Regions from separate parts of the Homo sapiens genome. Here region 2 is linked to region 1. A link is an interaction called in ENCODE POLR2A ChIA-PET data of the cell type or tissue named here. Cell type or tissue: GM12878. All regions are shown on one strand. Links, peaks and the distances in the headings refer to the core of each region. The heading gives the core; the rest is flanking DNA.

What was found. ChIA-PET counts read pairs that join two places held together with the same protein. Peaks named below come from ENCODE experiments on the same cell type or tissue, not always from the same donor. Only the 100,000 strongest peaks of a DNase experiment are listed, where the experiment ranks them.
Region 2: POLR2A ChIA-PET joins it to region 1 with 5 read pairs; 6 of 35 experiments call an interaction of 5 or more read pairs at or near these places.

What each region holds. Positions count from the first base shown.
Region 1 is chr19:6,563,424-6,566,342 of GRCh38, reverse strand. It overlaps the pseudogene CLIC4P2. Among named protein-coding and RNA genes, the nearest start is that of CD70, 26 kb to the left of the region's middle. In GM12878, for the core only: no CTCF peak of the experiment used is centred there; no DNase peak of the experiment used is centred there.
Region 2 is chr19:6,614,597-6,617,515 of GRCh38, reverse strand. No RefSeq gene overlaps it. Among named protein-coding and RNA genes, the nearest start is that of CD70, 25 kb to the right of the region's middle. RefSeq lists an enhancer at 1,319-1,538. In GM12878, for the core only: no CTCF peak of the experiment used is centred there; a DNase peak (open chromatin) is centred at 1,355; H3K27ac peaks cover 427 bases.

The DNA.
Region 1 (2,919 bases), core at 315-2,814:
CCCCATCTTTACTAAAAACACAAAAAATTAGCTGAGTGTAGTGTCAGGCACCTGTAATCCCAGTTACTTGGGAGGCTAAGGCAGGAGAATCACTGAACCTAGGAGGCAGAAGTTGCAGTGAGCCAAGATTGCACTACTGCACTCCAGCCCAGGTGACAGAGTGAGACTCCATCTCAACAAAAAAAAATTACCGCACAGCAAAAGAAACTACCATCAGAGTGAACAGGCAACCTACAGAATGGGAGAAAATTTTTGCAATCCACCCATCTGACAAAGGGCTAATATCCAGAATCTACAAAGAACTTAAACAAATTTACAAGAAAAAATCAAACAACCTCATCAAAAAGTGGGTGAAGGATATGAACAGACACTTCTCAAAAGAAGACATTTATGCAGCCAACAGACACAAGAAAAAATGCTCATCGTCGCTGGCCATCAGAGAAATGCAAATCAAAACCACAATGGGATACCATCTCACACCAGTTAGGATGGCGATCATTAAAAAGTCAGGAAACAACAGGTGCTGGAGAGGATGTGGAGAAATAGGAACACTTTTACACTGTTGGTGGGACTGTAAACTAGTTCAACCATTGTGGAAGACAGTGTGGCGATTCCTCAAGGATCTAGAACTAGAAATACCATTTGACTCAGCCATCCCATTACTGGGTATATACCCAAAGGATTATAAATCATGCTGCTACAAAGACACATGCACATGTATGTTTATTGCGGCACTATTCACAATAGCAAAGACTTGGAACCAACCCAAATGCCCATCAATGATAGACTGGATAAGAAAACGTGGCACATATACACCATGGAATACTATGCAGCCATAAAAAAGAATGAGTTCATGTCCTTTGTAGGGACATGGATGAAGCTGGAAACCATCATTCTGAGCAAACTATCACAAGGACAGAAAACCAAACACCACATGTTCTCACTCATAGGTGGGAACTGAATAATGAAAACACTCAGACACAGGAAGGGGATCATCACACACCAGGGTCTGTCGTGGGATAGGGGGAGGGGGTAGGGATAGCATTAGGAGATATACCTAATGTAAATGACGAGTTAATGGGTGCAGCACACCAACATGGCACATGTATACATATGTAACAAAACTGCACATTGTGCACATGTACCCTAGAACTTAAAGTATAATAATAAAAGAAAAAGAAAAAAAAAGTTAGCCTGGTATGGTGGTGTGCGCCTGTAATCCCAGTTTCTGGGGAGGCTGAGGCATAAGAATTGCTTGAACCTGGGAGGCAGGGGTTGCAGTGAGCCAAGAGCATGCCAATGCACTCCAGCCTGGGTGACAGAGAGACTCTGTCTCAAAAAAAAAAAAAAAAAAAAAATGAGAGTTGGCTAGGTAAAGGATAGAAAGTATCAAAGAGAGAAAGGAAGGGAGTTCCTGACTGCAGGAACATCACTGGGCAATAGCTGGGAAGTGGGAAGGAGAAGCCAAAGGAGGCTAATGTAGATGAGGAAGAGGGTGGTGCAATATCCTTCTGAAGAACTAGGCAGAGACTTGTTCACTCAAGACCTTACAGGACTCCTGAGGCACCATCTTCATGGTTGGCAGAGAAGTTGAGTCTGTAGACCCTAACAAAATCTGACTGGACCAGGGATCAGTGGCTAGGTCAAAGATTGTCCAATAGGATCACTCCAGTTTGGATGGTAACTAATCCAGCCAATCAGCTCTCCCCTGGCATGCGTTCCACTGTCCATGGTTCTGAAGTATCTTTGCAAAATAAGACTGTTGATCCCAATCAACAGGTTGGCCACATAACTCTGTATTAGTTAGCTACTGCCGTGTAACAAATCATCACAAACTTAGTGGCTTGAAACAACACTCATTCATTATTTTCATGGTGTCTTCATCAGGAATCTGGGCAAGATTTATATGGGTTCTATTCTCAGGGTTATACAATCAAGGAGTTGACCAAGCTGTGTTTTCATCTGGAGTCTGGGGAAGAATTGTGTTCAAACTCATTAGTGTTGTTGGCAGAATTCAGTTCCTTGCAGTGTAGAACTGAGGCCCCTGTTTTTTTAGCTCATTGTTAGCCAGGGATCACTCTGCTCCTAGAAGATGTTCTTGGGTTTTTTTCATGTGGTCCTTACCACCTTTAAAGCCAGCAACGACAGGTCAAATCCTTCTCAAGGTCTGAATCTCTCTGGCTTCTGACTTTCTTGATATTTGACTTCTACATTCAGATTTATAGAGTTTGTGTGATTAACTCAGGCTCACCTAGACAATTTCCCTTTGATAAATTTAAGGCCAATTGAAGAAGTGGCTCAATCTGCAGTGTGGTGCAGTGCTGAGGAGCTGAGGCCATGGCCACCTCAATGCCAGACTGTCCAGTGAGCAGCATGGCCAAAGCCATCAGCCAGAGCAGCCTTGGAGCAGAAGCAGCAGCTGCCAACGTTTGCAAAGCCCAGCTGACCTGGCCTTGGCATTGTCGATGCCACTGAACAAGTTGAAGGAGGAAGACAAAGAGCCCCTCCTTGAGCTCTGGGTCAAGGCTGTCAGTGATGGTGAAAGCACAGGAATCTGCCTTTTTTCCCAGAGATTCCTCATGATTCTTTAGCTCAAAGGAGTTGTCTTCAGTGTCACAACTGTTGATCTGAAAAAGGAAACCTGCAGATCTGCAAAACAAGGCTCCTGGGAACCACCCACCACTTATAACTTTCAACAGTGAAGTCAAATAAGATTGAGGAAGCTCCTGAAGAAGTCTTATGTCCTCCCAAGTACTTAAAGCTTTCACCAAAACACCCAGAATCAAATACTGCTGGAATGGACATCTTTGCCAAATTCTCTGCATAGATCAAGAATTCAAGGCCAGAGGTTAATGAAGCATGAGTGAAGCATCTCTTAAAAACCCTGCAGAAAATGGTGATTATTAAAAAGTCAAGAAA
Region 2 (2,919 bases), core at 225-2,724, 51 kb before region 1:
GTGCATTTGAAGTAGTCAGTTCTTTACATACTGGCTTTAGCAGGAAAAGCACTTTGCCAGTCAGCCTATCTAGAGATTCTAGGCAGCCTGTTTGGTGGGGAGTTGCTGGTGGACTTCTCGCTGGAGTCCTTGAGAGGGATTGCCTGGTGCCTATTTCAGCAAGAGAGGAGGCTTGGCACCTGGTTCCACAGGGGCTGACCTGGTGCCTGGATCCCCTGGGATGGAACTGGAGTTTGAGTCCACATGAATGATTGCGTGTGTGTGTGTGTGTGTGTGTGTGTGTGTGTGATAACAGATCAATTTTAATTCTAGCACCTGAAGCTATACAAGGGTATGCTCTATAAACTTCATGGGACTGTTGCACATGCTGGATAAAATGACATCTGTGCAATACCACTTAGCATCTCAAAATCAGGAACATACTATTGAATTGCTTAAACACAATCCACAGAATTAAAAACAAAAGCAGATGCCATCCACAGTTACACTAATTGTCCATTAAAAGTTTACACTTAATGCTTGATATAACAATCAATATCTAGCAGGGAATATTGAAAGGGATTTCAGAGTCTCATCCTGTTGTACTCTATTGGGAAGGTTTCTTGAGTACATATGTGACTGGCCAAAGATGGATACAACCAAGACCAGACCAGCAAGTAAAAGTTCTACAACAGTTTCTGTAGTTTCCACTTGCTTTTCTCTGGACAGCCTGTATCCGTGTTCGCTAAAGTGGAACTCGGGCTCAGGTCTGCAGTGCAGCCAGGAACTCACTTTACTCTCCATCCCCCATGAAGTGGGTTTCTCTCTCTGTGCTGCCTTGGGTTCAGGAAGGGGATGATGCAGATCAAGTGAAACTCTTTCCTACCATCTTCAGTACATCTTTTCTTTTCTTTTTCTTGTTTTTCTTTCTTTTTGCCTTTTTTTTTTTTTTTTTTTTTTTGAGATGGAGTCTCGCTCTGTCGCCCAGGTTGGAGTGCAATGGCGCGATCTCGGCTCACCGCAACCTCTGCCTCCCGGTTCAAGACATTCTTCTGCCCCAGCCTCCTGAGTACCTGGGATTACAGGTGCGTCCACCACGTCTGGCTAATTTTTTTTTTGTATTTTTAGTAGAGATGGGGTTTCTCCATGTTCATCAGGCTGGTTGGAACTCCTGACCTCAGGTGATCCACCCACCTCGGCCTCCAAAAGTGCTGGAATTACAGGCGTGAGCCACCATGCTCGGCCTATCTTTTCTTACCGTTATTTTCCATTCAAGTTCTGTGGTCTCTCAGCTGATTCTTTGACTCTTGTGAAAGTATTTTTCTGCACAGAAGATTATTGAAATGAATGTTTCTGTGAAAGGATAAAGGTTCGAAACATATCCTGCCACATTGTTGACTCACTCTCAGAGTCATGCCCAGTCTTGCCAATTTCCACTGTTGAATAAGGGGGATTCCACGTGGTTTTACTTTTTTTTGGAGTAATGTAGCTAAATATGCTCTCTAGTATTGTCCACTTGTATATTATTTTATGTGAAGTGTTGCTTCACATCTTTTATATCTTTTAAAAGTAGGTTGTCTTTTTCTTTTTGCCTTACAGAATTTTTTTTTTTTTGTGACAGAGTCTCGCTCTGTTGCCCAGGCTGGAGTACAGTGGCACGATCTCAGCTCACTGTAACCTCTGCCTCCCAGGTTGAAGTGATTCTCCTGCCTCAGCCTCCTGAGTAGCTGGGATTACAGGTGCACACCACCACGCCCAGCTAATTTTTTTTTTTTTTTTTTTTTTTTTTTTTGAGAAGGAGTCTTGCTCTGTCGCCCAGGCTGGAGTGCAGTGGCATGATCTCGGCTCACTGCAAGCTCCGTCTCCCAGGTTCATGCCATTCTCCTGCCTCAGCCTCCCAAGTAGCTGGGACTACAGGCGCCCGCCACCATGCCCGGCTAATTTTTTGTATTTTTAGTAGAGACGGGGTTTCACCGTGTTAGCCAGGATGGTCTCGATCTCCTGACCTCGTGATCCGCCCGCCTCAGCCTCCCAAAGTGCTGGGATTACAGGCATGAGCCACTGCACCCGGCCAAGCAATTATTTTTATAATCCCACTGGATTGTAGTCCCTGATGGCACTAATACCACACTGTTTAACTTGCTGTAGCCTTTTAATAAGACTCAATATATAGTAGAGTCTCTCCATTCTGTTCTTTTTACAGATCATCTTGTCTTTCTTAGTTCTTTGCATTTCCCTGTGTTTTTATTAGAATCAGTCTCTCTCTCTCTCTCTCCTCTCTCTCTCTCACGCGCACACACATACACACACACACACGTATACTTCCTGCTGAGGTATTGACTGGGATTGCATTGAATCTATAGATCAATAGATATTGGTGTAGAATTGGTGTCTTCATGGTATTAAATGTTCCAACCTCTTGGCCATGGTATATCCTTCTATTTATTTAAGCTTTCTTTAATTTTCTCAGTAACATTTTATGGTTTTTGGTGTAGAATTTATATAGTGCTTCCATTAGATGTAGTCCCAGGTATTTGATATATTTTTGTTGAGTTTGTAAATGACATAGTTTTACATGTCTTTTCTAGTTGACAGTGGTATATAAAAATATGATTTATTTTTGTACTTTGGCTTTGCCTCCGGTGTTGTTGCTAAATCAATATATTAAAACTATGTGTAGGCCGGGCGCAGTGGCTTATGCCTGTAATCCCAGCACTTTGGGAGGCTGAGGTGGGCGGATCCCCTGAGGTCAGGAGTTTGAGACCAGCCTGGGCAACATGGTGAAACCTCATCTCTACTAAGAATACAAAAATTAGCCGGGTGTGGTAGTGCATGCCTGTAATCCCAGCTACTCAGGAGGCTGAGGCAACAGAATTGCTTGAACCCGGGAAGAGAAGGTCGTGGTGAGCCAAGATATACCACTGTACTCCAGCCTGGGCA